2 separate regions of the Homo sapiens genome follow, and region 2 is linked to region 1. Evidence: chromatin contacts called from ENCODE Hi-C or POLR2A ChIA-PET data. All regions are on one chromosome and are shown on one strand. Each heading gives the region's core, a stretch centred on a gene start or an enhancer-like site at or near the end of the contact. The rest is flanking DNA. Distances are from core to core; before and after follow the strand shown. Region 1 holds the start of NAV1 (neuron navigator 1). Region 2 overlaps NAV1 (neuron navigator 1).

The links. A loop is a pair of places that touch in the nucleus more often than their neighbours do. ChIA-PET counts read pairs that join two places held with the same protein, here RNA polymerase II (POLR2A). Pooled maps may share reads with other maps.
Region 2: POLR2A ChIA-PET joins it to region 1 with 11 read pairs in AG04449. The contact joins the enhancer-like site here to the promoter of NAV1 in region 1. A Hi-C loop is called at or near these places in 10 of 168 maps with a recorded cell type or tissue (IMR-90, Jurkat, K562 and 6 more) and 1 of 50 pooled maps. POLR2A ChIA-PET finds 5 or more read pairs at or near these places in 3 of 52 experiments (AG04449, Panc1 and endothelial cell of umbilical vein).

Annotation. Positions count from the first base shown.
Region 1 is chr1:201,536,186-201,542,211 of GRCh38, reverse strand. NAV1 (neuron navigator 1) reads right to left here and starts at 3,085. Exons shown (of 34, transcript NM_001389617.1): 1 at 2,870-3,085. It overlaps LOC124904484 (a long non-coding RNA gene), which reads left to right and starts at 2,067. Exons shown (of 2, transcript XR_007066793.1): 1 at 2,067-2,193.
Region 2 is chr1:201,770,305-201,776,330 of GRCh38, reverse strand. All of the region lies in intron 7 of NAV1 (neuron navigator 1), which reads right to left. The region is part of intron 2 of IPO9-AS1 (IPO9 antisense RNA 1); the gene reads left to right. LOC124904483 (a long non-coding RNA gene) reads left to right here. Exons shown (of 2, transcript XR_007066790.1): 1 at 1-6,026. Among named protein-coding and RNA genes, the nearest start is that of MIR1231, 35 kb to the left of the region's middle. Within about 2 kb of position 2,435, at least 2 of the 41 ENCODE cell types and tissues checked have a DNase peak (open chromatin) inside an H3K27ac peak, as active enhancers do; they include endothelial cell of umbilical vein and mammary epithelial cell, where a contact is called at or near this core.

The sequences.
Region 1 (6,026 bases), core at 1,836-4,335:
TCCCAGTGATTTGCTGAAAGGGAATGAGCCCTAAACTGAAAGCCAGGAGCCCTGCATTCTAGGCGGGCTTCTGCAGTACCCCAGTTGTGTAGCTCTGAGCCCATCCCTTCCCTTCAGTGGGCCTTGATTCTTGCCTGTAAAGGGGAGAAGAGCAGGGGTTGGGAGGAGTGGAGATCCTTTTAACTTTGACATTCTGGTTTTTCTTAAAGGCCAAACCCTTCAAGAAGTCAAAAGAACTTTAAAAGAAGAGGGAAGTGACACTGATTGGAAATAGGAAGGCAAAAATAGAGACAAATTGTAAAAGATGGATAGGAGATTTTTCTATTCTAGGCCACTCCTTTCTACTGGGCCCAAACTGAGTTGATACCAGAGGTTCACAGGGACTCAGGAGGGGGCTAGATTAGGCAAGAAAGGAAAAACAGCACTCCTTTAAAAAAAAGATGGAGTTTCACTCTTGGCCCCCAGGCTGGAGTGCAATGGCATGATCTCGGCTTACTGCAACCTCTGCCTCCCGGGTTCAAGCAATTCTCCTGTCTCAGCCTCACGAGTAGCTGGGATTACAGGCACCTGCCACCACACCCGGCTAATTTTCATATTTCTAGTTGAGACAGGGTTTCACCACGTTGTCCAGGCTGGTCTCGAACTCCTGACCTCAGGTGATCCGCCCCTCTTACGGGCATGAGCCACCGCACCTGGCCAAAACAGCATTCTTGTTTTCAGTTTCCCCAGGCCAAGGTTTATCAAAGAAGCCAGATCCCAGAAAAAGCCCAAATATTCAAAGCTTGCCTACTTACCCATGGGCAAATCAACATTTTTATGAACTGCTTTTGAGGGAAAAAGAAGTAGAGGGGGTCTGGGGGAGCAAATTAACTCCCAAAGAATGAATAAATGGCACTTAAATGAGATAGGAGGCCTTTGAATGCTACTTAGTTTTTCTCCCCAATTCTATTAGTTTGGCAAGCATCTATAAAGTGCCTACTGTGTGCTGAGTGTTGTGGGTGGTCAGATAGGGTGTTTGGCTGGAAGGTACTCACAGGAAGATAGGCATGTGCACAAACACCCAAATATCTAAAATACAAAGCATGGCACACTGACAATCAACAAAAACAAAAAATGCAAAGCAGAATGTGAGACCTGCCCCAAGGGAAATCAGATAAACTGCTGAAGAAGTTCAGATCAGGGGCTGTTCTCTTTCACCCGGAAATGGTGTTCTCTTTCACCTGGTGTTCTCTTTCACCTGGAAAGTTCAGGAAATAGACCCTAGGGGCTGGAGCCCAAATCTGAAAAACCTTCTTTATTCTTCCAACCGTAGCGATTTTTTCCTGGCTCCACTTTACAGAAGTGAAAACCAGGACAGAGACATGAGGAATTATTTGCTCTCTGATCATCCAGGTGGTTAGCAACACAGCCAGATAGAGAACTACAAACTGATGATTGAAAACTTCCCCTAAAAACTGATGGTGAAAGCACATACTACTAGGAAGCTCATCTTAGAAGACAAAATCCATAGAGCTGTTCCCTCTGTCTCCCTTCTTAGGTCAATCCCAAAGACACACCAACAAAAAGTCAAAGCAGGATTTAAAAAAATGTCATAAGCAAGCTGGAATCATATATATCTCTGGCCTAAAGGAAGCCAAGGTCTCTGCAGTGTCAGATCGTCAGATCCTCCTCCTGGGGAGGCCATTCTTTTTGCGAAGTCTCCAGTCCCATTACAAGTGAGTTGCCGGGGACTTCATGTAGGGGGAACAAGAGCTAGCCCACAGATGAAAACCCAGGCAAGCCCTCTGCTTTTGCACAGTGAACGAACGTGCCCACAGGCTTCTCAGCATTGAATTTGAACGAGCCAATGGTATCCCAATCATTGAAACAGGAAGCCAGATAAACAGCATGTTATCAAGGGGGGATCCAGCTCTTCCCTTAAGCCGGCGCCAGCTGCGCCCTGTGACTATCCTAACAAAGTCCCATTGACTCACCAGCTGATTTTCCTGTGTTCGGCTCCAGGGGACAAGGAACCCTCTCTGCCGGGTGGACGTCACCCCTACACACCGCCCCCGCCACCCGCCACTCGCGTCCTCTCCAGTTCCTGCCTCCCCTCTGCCCGCTGCAAACTTAGCTGCTTCTTTATCCTATGACCAGTTTTTATCGGCTCTGGGGATTAGCAGGGACCAGAGCCCAAGCCTCGGGAGCGCTCAGGTGAGCTCCCCGTGATCACCCAATTTCTGCGTTCTCCTCTCTCCCCTCTCCTCCGGGACCACTTTCTCCGCTCCCAGACGCACTGGGCGGGCGCCAGAGAGGACGGCCTCCGGGAGATTGGCGGGAGGGCGCTTCCCGGCGCATCCCGGGGGTGCGGGGAACGTTTTCTGGAACGGCCCGCGAGGTCACCTGCCCCAGCTGTTCCTCTGGCTCCTGCTGGGATGGGAGGAGTTAACTCTTGCTTCAACGAAAGGCAGAGGTGCGGGTAGGGTGTGTGCTTGCCGTGTGGGTGCGAGTATAAGAACGCAGCACCTGGTGTCTCATGATAAGATCTCAACGCACTTTAAATTGTGGGTATTTCACAACAAGGAAACTGAGGCTCAGAGGGACTGAAGTTAGGCAGCCCCCCCGGAGAGTCAACTCTAGAATCAAACGCGCAGTCAGTCCCATAGGGGTCGAAAGGGCACACACCTTCCCGGGAAGCCGCGAGCATCTTGGTTGTTATTTATTCCAGCGCCTCTCCCGAGCCCAGCCCACAGCCTCCCTCGGGCACCAACCTCCCCTACCCCGAGACTTGGTCTCGGCCTCGCAGGACCTGCCAGCCAAGCCTCGCAAAACGGGAAGCGCCAGACCCTCAGCGCCGCGACCGCGCGACCGCCCCGCGCCGGCCACTCACCGGAGCGCCTGCCCGCCCGGGCTCCGGGTCCGCGCCGCAGCCGCGCAGAGTCGCGCATCCCCAAGGGCAGCGCGGGTGCGGGGTCCGCTTCTCGCGAGCACAAAGTTTCCCGGGGCTCCCCAGGCCGCCTCGGCCCCTCGCACCAGGCTTGGCGTCCGCCGCGCACTCCAGCCTCGGGCCCCGCACTAGGGCAGCCGCCGGCCCCGGCCCCACAATGAGGAGGGAGGCGGCATCCTGAACAAAGTGCCGTCCCCTCGGGAACGGCGGCCGGGGCGGAGCCTCGTGACCCGCTGCCCCAGGCACACGCCGGCTGCCTCCACGGCGGGCCCAGGAGGGGAGTGCCTGGCGGCCGGGGGGCGGGCAGGAGGAGAGAATCCGTCCGATCGCCCTGGCTTTCCTCCCCCTGCACTGTGCCAGTTTAACCCGCAGAGGGGCGGAGGCATGGGTCCCTTCCAGACTTTGTCATTGGAAAGCTATTCCCGTAACCCTTTGCTGCCTTCGCCTTCCCGTCCCGCCTCCCAGGCTGGCCGCAGAAAGGCGGCTGCTCGGTGGCGGACCCGCGAGCTGGCAGGGCAGGAAGCCTTTGCACAATTGAGCCTTTCCTTTGCCCGGGGACCCGCCACCGCCACTTCCAGGCCGGGTTTCCTCCCTCCCCCACATGTCGTCCGGGTACCGCTCGCTGGTTCAGCCGCAGTTCTTTAGGAGAAGGGGACAGATGGATGGGCCAGCCTCTCCACCCGACTTCTGACCCCGGGCACCCACCTCCTTTCTTTCTCCACCCCACTGAACTGTCATGCTGTCTGAGCTGTCTTAGAGGAGGGGGAGGCCCCGCAAGTGCCCCGCAAATAGTAGGTGCTCAGTAAAATAAGTGACTTCTCCCCACCTTCCAGACAGCCGATGCCCCTCCTCCTTCTTCCAGGGACTTGGGAGTGGGAGGAGGGGGAAGAAGAGGAGAGAGGAAATGACAGGACCTGAGGAGAGTGAATGGGAGGAAGGCCCTCAGCCAGAACCTACTGCAGAAGCAGTGCAAGCCCCCTGCCTCCTGGCTTGGGGACTTCCAGGGTCTGCAGGAAGAAGGCAGAAGGAAGCCAGATGACCTGAGCTTTGAAGCAGGCTTTGGAAAGGGAGTAGCTGTGGCCAAGGACCCAGCAGATTCCCCTGCTCCTGCCAACAAATAAGAGGACTGATCTATTCCCAGGGCCATGGGGTTGCAAGTTGGAGGACTGATGGATAGAAAGCAAAACTGCCTACTCCCTGGGAGGTCTCACAGCTCTTTGCCAGCAAAATCAGTGTGAGCAGAGTCAGGATGAGAGCCCTTGAGTCCTCCCTGAACGCCCCACACAGTCAGTAAGGCCACAGTGGCTTTGAATTTGGAGAGATGAGACACCAGACAATGGACAAGCAGTGACATTCAAGAAGTTCCCAACTGATCAGGGAAAAAGATTTGTTGTATGATTTTTGTCCATGAAGGGAGTGAACTGCCTTTTGGCGCGGGATAAGGGGGTGGACTGCAGAGTGACACCCTTACCCTCTGTATAAAGACTAGAAGTGTGGGCTCTTAAGGCAGACTGCATGAGTTCAAATCCTGGATCAATGATTTTTTAGCCATGGGAACTTACTGAACTCTTTAACCTCTAGCTACCTCAGTTTCTTTATCTGTAAAATGGGATAATAATGGTTCCTATCTCCTAAGAGTGTTGGGAGGATTAAATGCGATACTATAGGTGACACACTTAGAATAGTGCTTGGCACATAGTAAATGCTCAGTGAACATTAGCTGTTACTTTGATCTTGGAGTAACTAACTCTTGGAGATCTAACTCTTGGAGATCTAACTCTTGGAGATGTAACTCTGCGCCCAGTTTGGCATTCAATGATGTGCTAGCTAGAATCCTTTTGTGCTCTTCCCAGTCCTGCAAAGGGGAGCCTAGTCCTTTAAGAAGAAGCACTGTCCTTTCTTGAGAGCTCAAAAGGTGGGACCCCAGGGACCAAGGACCACACAGTAGGTATGCAAATGACTATCAGAAGGTGAAATGACTCCTTGACCCATTGTGAGGCTGGATGCATAGCCCCCATCCACATTGGTAATGCTGGGATGATGTCATTCCTTGGGTGCTACCCAGAATGGAAAAGAAAGCCAAAGCTATAATTTCGTAAGGGTTAGATCTCTTCTATCAGTACACAGGATCAATATTTCTCTCCCACTTATGAGTGGCTGCTCATACAAGTTCTCCCTCACCCTGCTCCTAATGTCCCAATCAATATGGGTGACGGGATCATTTGTACCCCAAGCCTCAGCATCACACAATATACCCAGGTAACAAGCCTGCATATGTACCCCCTGAATCTAAAATAAAAATTCAGAAAAATGTCCCACTCACAGATTTCCAACAGTGAACCTGTATGTGTAGGCAAACATAATAGCATATGGACAGGTTGAGGGAGGAAGGAGTAAAGGGGCCAGTCTGGTTGGGGTGACAGGCAGAGGATATGAAAGCTACTGAAAGAGAAAGTGGATAGGACAGAGCGGCAGGGAGGAGAAGCCAGAAGAGACTCTGGACAGAGCACTGTTTGGGTAAGAAACAGGGTCCCGCCCATCCCAGAAGTGGCCTCTGCCAAATGCCTACTTTGTGAGTAGTTTTTGTCTGAACACAGTGATGACTCAGTTGCTCTGAGTCTAGCAAATGGATTTTCCTTAAATATGAAAATCAATAAGAGGTAAAGGCAAGGACCTCGCTGTGGGGAGGGGAGGATGGAGAGAGTGGGAGAGGTGCTGGGGCGTGAAATGATTTGTGAGTGATGGAAGGAGGGAGATTCAGGTTCACTGCAGGAGACCCTTGGCATAGTCACCTGTACCCCCACTCCCCACCGAGAAGGTGGCCTCCAGGACCTGCTGGCCTCACTGAGGCTCCTTAAAACCCAACAGCCCCTCTGTTCCCCTCCTCCACAGCTTAGAGCCAATCCTGCTTTGGGACAAGATGGGTAGCGAAAGGATTAATGTCAACCTGACAAATAAGTTTTAAAAAATCAGCCCAGAAGCTTGCTGTCACTCCCATAGAGTATCAGATCCGGCCTCCGACGAGATGAGAGTTTTGGGAACCCCAGGAAGTATGGCAAGTGACATTTTCAGCCCCAGCCTGATTTCTTTGGGGGCTTTG
Region 2 (6,026 bases), core at 1,186-3,685, 230 kb before region 1:
GTCAGGGTCTCCTTATGTTGCCCAGGCTGGTCTCAAGTGATCCTCCCACCTGGGGCTCCCAAAGTGCTGGGATTACTGGCTTGAGCCAGCCTGGCTGCTAAACTCTACTTTTTGAGCAATGGCCTCAATTTTATCTTCCATCCTTTCTATTAAGTTTTTCATTTCTTCTATCACACATACATATATAGGTACACACACATATAAATATATAGACATACATATATATACACATAAATGTATGTATGGGTATTGTATATATGTATATGTATATTTTAGAGACGGGATCTTGTATTCTTACCCAGGCTAGAGTGTGGTGATGCACCATAGTTCACTGCAGCCTCAAACTCCTGGGCTCAAGTGATCTTTCTGCTTCAGTTTCCCGAGTAGCTGGGATTATAGGCGTGTGCTACCATGCCCAGCTAACTTTAAAATTTTTGTAGAGCCAGGGTCTCACTATGTTGTTCAGGCTGGTCTCAAACTCCTGGCTTCAAGCAATCTTCCCTCCTCAGCCTCCCAAAGTGCTGGGATTACAGTTGCGAGCCACTGCGCCCAGGCTTCTACCATATTTTAAATTTCCAAGGCTTCTTTAAAAAATTTTAAACAGCATACTGTTCTTTCTTTCAAGGATACAATCTCTTTTTCAACTCTCGGAGACATTCATTCACTCATTCATTTGGAGGGGCAGGTTTCCAATGTCCTTGCATAGTTTCTGGTTCCAAGTTGCTTTGTTCTGTTTGTACTGGCGGGACTTCGTGTTATAGACCTTCTGAGATGTGTGATGAAGCTTGGCTGTTTGCTTATATGGAAGACTGGGACACTCATTATAAGTTATTGAGAACCTTTGTGCACATGCAGTAGGACTTGTCAACTATGGCTTCAGTATAGGGAGATGAGATTGGACTGATTCATTTAAGTTTTTTCTCATGGGTTGGTCAGATTTCCTAGAGGTGAGTCTTCCAAACTCCAGCCTGCAGCATGTAAGACCAGCATTCTACGAGCTGAGTTAGAGAAGAGCCTGGAGCTTTCAACATTCAATATGCAAAGTTTTATTTATTCCCCTCTCCCTTGTTTTAGTTTAAAATCTATGCCCTCACTTGTGTCAGGAGTCCACCAGTCCAGAGACTACCTGTTTTACTCTCTCCAGAAAATGTCTCCAGTCTTCTGTTAATGGAGGGAAAGGGCTCCCCCTTTGGGAGCAGATGGAGGGGAATGGAGGGGAGAATCTGAGAGTCTAAGTGTTTTTTCTATAAATTTTCAACCAGTCCTCTTGTTTTTAGACTTACCTCTTCCCCTATTAAACCTACCTGATGCCACCAATTATGAAGCTTTTTGAGGATTCTGGGGTGCAAATTGAGTTGCTGCCCCACTTCCTCCACTGCTGGCTCAGGATTCGACTTTAAGTCTGATCCACCAGTTCATACTTGCCAGTCTGATTTCCAGCTTCCCATGATCTCATCACTATTATCTCTTTCTTCTCCTATTCTTTGTCTTTGTGGTTTTATGACTTATGAAAAGAAAAACGCTTTATTTTCATTTAACTTTTGTGGTAGTTGTGAAATATGTGAAATATATCCTAAGTGACTCTTTTGGATAAGATATCCTGATGGGTAGCCTTTGAGTAGAGAGAGGTGACGAGACATTAGCTTTGGAGTTCCAAAGTCAAATTACACAGAGGCAGAAGAAACCATCTAGATAATATTTTTTTTGAGATGGGGTCTTGCTATGTTGCCCGGGCTGGTCATGAACTCCTGGGTTCAAGTGATCCTCTTGCCTCAGCCTCCCAAAGAGCTGGAATTACAGGCATGAGCCATTGCACCTGGGCTAGATGATTTTTTTTGAAGACTCAAGAGCTGTGGGAGAAAAAAGGCTGGATGGACACTGTCCATCCTGAAACATATGACTGGTTGAGGTGTAAGAATAGAATGTCTTTAGAAGAGTTTGCAAATTTTACAGTTCATCAGTCAGAGTACTGCAAAGCAACTGCCTGGTCACTCAAGATAGCAGGGAGAAAGGAAGGCAGCTTAAATATGGCATCAAAAAGAATAAAGTAAAGAGGACAGGGCTCAGAGTTATGCAGGGCTACTGCATCTGTTGTTTGGCAGAAAGAATTTCTTTGCTCACTCTAAGCTGGATTTTGCTGTCTCCCTCCCATTTCTCTTTATATTTGTTTCTCACATAGATCTCAAGTACAGAAAAGAGAGCTGGGCAACAACAAGCTAGGCCTAAATTCACGAGGAGGTGAAAACAACAAAGAATGCAGAGACCTCAATAACCCTGTATAATCTAATCTACAAATCCAAACAACCACCAACAGGCTACTGATGTACGACAGAAATGGTGTCAAAAGTTTTTATTTGGGGCGAGTTCTTATAAGAACAATGGCACTTTGTCATTTTCATCTACCCCCAGAACAGAGAGGAAATGAGTCTGAATGAGCATATGAGAGATTGAGTCAGATATAACAGGACAATGAAGATGAAGAACCTTGTCAACGGATATTTCAAGGGAGCTATAACAGATTATAGAGGTAAATTAAAGAACTTTCTCCATGGGATACTTATTTTCCCACTTACTATTCTCCTCATATCATCTAGTCTACCCTCCAAAATTTACACGTCTCATTCCCTATTTCCACTAAAAAGCATCACCTTTTCCCCTCATTGCTCTATCAAAAACTTAGGTATGTCTTCAACTCCTTTTTCCTCCCCCTCCTCATCAAGACTGTAACACATCATTGATTGTATTACCACTTTCCTTTCAAATCTGTCTCTTCCTTTAACTTTCCCCTGCCTTTGCTCTGGTTCAGAGCCTAATGTCCTCTCACTTGAGCCACTGTGAAAGACTTCTTATCAGTTCTACTCCTCCCTCCCTCTAACATGCACTGAATATAATCAGAAGCCTAATCACCCAAAAGTGTGGCACTTAGCAAAACCTTCATTAGCTCTCTGTTACTGACATGATAAAATAAAAATTCTGCAGCCTGGCTGGGCATGATGGTTTACACCAGTAATCGTAGCACTTTGGGAGGCTGAGGAGGGAGGATTGCTTAAGGCCAGGAGTTTGAGACCAGCCTGGGCAACATAGTGAGACCCTGTCTCTGTGTATTTTTTAAAAAACATTCTACAGCCCATTTATCAAGATTATTCATGAGCCATCATTAATGTAGTATAGTGATTAAGAGCACAGATGTTGGAGCCAGACTACCTGAGTTTAATCCCTATAAACTCTGCCTAGGGTTAAATTCAACTTCAATTGAGCAAACAGTCATCAAGCTCCTAGTATTTTTTTTTTTTTTTTTGAGATGGAATCTTGCTCTGTCGCCCAGGCTGGAGTACAGTGGCATGATCTCGGCTCACTGCAAGCTCCGCCTCCCAGGTTCATGCCATTCTCCTGCCTCAGCCTCCCAAGTAGCTAGGACTACAAGCACCCGCCACCACGCCCGGCCAATTTTTTGTATTTTTAGTAGAGACGGGGTTTCACCGTGTTAGCCAGGATGGTCTCGATCTCCTGACCTCGTGATCCACCCGCCTTGGCCTCCCAAAGTGCTGGGATTATAGGCATGAGCCACTGTGCCCGGCCCAAGCTCCTAGTATTTATAATGCATGGTATCAGTTGCTATGGGCATTCAAAATAAGTGGCTATCCAGAATGAGCGTATAACCCAAGGATGGAGAAAGGTGTATAAATGAAATAAATCCATGACAGAGGTATAGACAACATACATAAAGCAATACAGAGGAAGGAATGATTTCATCTCCAATAAAATCCAGAAATATGACTTTACCATGTTACAATACTGATAAACATAATGCTTTATCCACTTTTCTCCACTCCCATCCCACTCCTACTTCCTATGTTCCCCAGGATTCCTATTAGGTGACCAGCTGTCTTGCCTAATTTCCTTTTAGAAATACAGACCTGCATGAGGAGCCGGTCCTCACACCACTATGCAGTGATCTGTGTGCTGCTGAAGTCTCTGGAGTCCTGGCATTATCCCAGGGATCTGACATCAGTGGACATAAGCCCTATCTGTTCATATTTCACATAGGCATTTTCCATTTCCAGATCAAATGCCAAGTCTTCCATGAGGCTTTCCATGATCCTCCTTGCCAGAAAAATCCCATTCTCTTTTATGTTTCTACAGACATATCTATACTTCTGTTAGAGTGGTCTGCCTTGAAATAGTTATGTCCACACATCTTTTCACTAGACTATATTTCCCTGAAGGTTAGGATTAAATCTTATGCTTCTTCGTACCCCTCATACAATATCTTGTATACAGTGGGCACTCACTCATTGCTTATATGAAAACAAGAATGCATAACTTCAGGAAAAAGGTTAAGATTTTGGAGCTGCTATTTATATATTCTCCAAGAATAACTAGTAATTTGTTTATAAATGTAATCCTTGCTTTGGGGTTGGGGGAATTTATTAACATTCTCTTTTTAGAACTTTCAGTACTCTGCTGAAATTCCCTATCTATACAAAAATGTAATTCACCTTTTCTACTGGATCCTTAAACATATTTATAAAAAGGATTTTACAATCCTTGTCTGTTAGTTTCAACATATGGCTCATCTGTGGATCTGCTTCTATTGACTATTTTTTCCCTCAGTCTTATTTTTTCTGCTTCTTCCTGAGTCTTGTAACTTTTTATTTTATGCCAGATGTTGTGTGTAAAAGTGTGGCAATAGGTATATCCAGAAAAGGACATGTCCCTTCCGCTGTTAGGCTGCTAGGATTGAGAGCTGAGTCAGTCTAGCCTGTCATAGAGCCAGGTTTGGGCTCTGTTATAGGTCAGTTCACCAGTTTTTTTTTTTTTTTTTTTTTTCTAGACGAAGTCTTGCTCTTGTTCCCCAGGCTGGAGTGCAATGGTGTGGTCTCGGCTCACTGCAACCTCCGCCTCCCGGGTTCAAGCAATTCTCCTGCCTCAGCTAGGATTACAGGTGCCTGCCACCATGCCCGGCCAATTTTTGTATTTTAAGTAGAGATGGAGTTTCGCCATGTTGGCCAGGCTGGTCTTGAACTCCTGACCTCAGGTGACCTGCCTGCTTCAGCCTCCCAAATCACCAGATGTTTTTTTTTTTTTTTTTGAGACGGAGTCTCGCTCTGTCGCCCAGGCTGGAGTGCAGTGGCGGGATCTCGGCTCACTGCAAGCTCTGCCTCCCGGGTCACCAGATGTTTTGAGGGCAGGATCAGGACTGTCCTTTCAGTAGCACTTAAGATCTGATCATAGTGAGTCCCCAGAGATCTCTCTATGCCATCCAGCCCAGCTGCCAGCTTTGGGCTGCTGTGGAGTTCTCTGCACTCTTGGTGAGCCACTTCTGTGCATTCAATGAAGGATTTTTGTGCTTTGGAGGGGGTCTTTCTCTACCCTCCTGCCCTGTTCTCAGGTTCCACTGTACTGTACTGTACTGCTGCTGTATAATCAGTGAAGGTCCTGTGTACATTGGGTGGGGGCAGGGATCTTTCTCAGATTTCTGTCCTGCCCTTAGCCATCAGCTTGCTGCCACTGTGTACTCAGTGAAGCCCTCATGAGAACGATTTAGGGGTAGGTGGGTACTTATTTGCTCTATAATTAGGGCTCCTTATGGCCAGCCTACATGTGGCCTTCAAAAGTTTGTAGGAAATTCAGCTATTTTCTCCTTATCCTCATCTATGGTGGGTTTGCTCCTCTTAGCCATACCCTAGGAGGAAAACAGCCATGTATTCCATCTCTCCTAGGAATGGCTCTTCTCTTTCTGGAATTTAGTTCAATTAGAGTACTTTGCATCCTTAGATATCTGTATTTTTAAAAAGTTATGTTTGTTGCTTATCCAGCTTAGCCTTGTTGTTAAGATGAGAGTGATAGTGTAGGACACTATACGATTCCCTTCAATAAATTAGCCCCTTGAGTGCTCTTAGAATAAATAAAGCCCTTCATCTAGGGCTGCTAAGAATGGCAACTGATTCCTCCTCTTGTTTTCTTGCCCACTTCCTAGCACTGATACCATAGTCTAAGGAACACTCTGATGCATCCATCTCCTC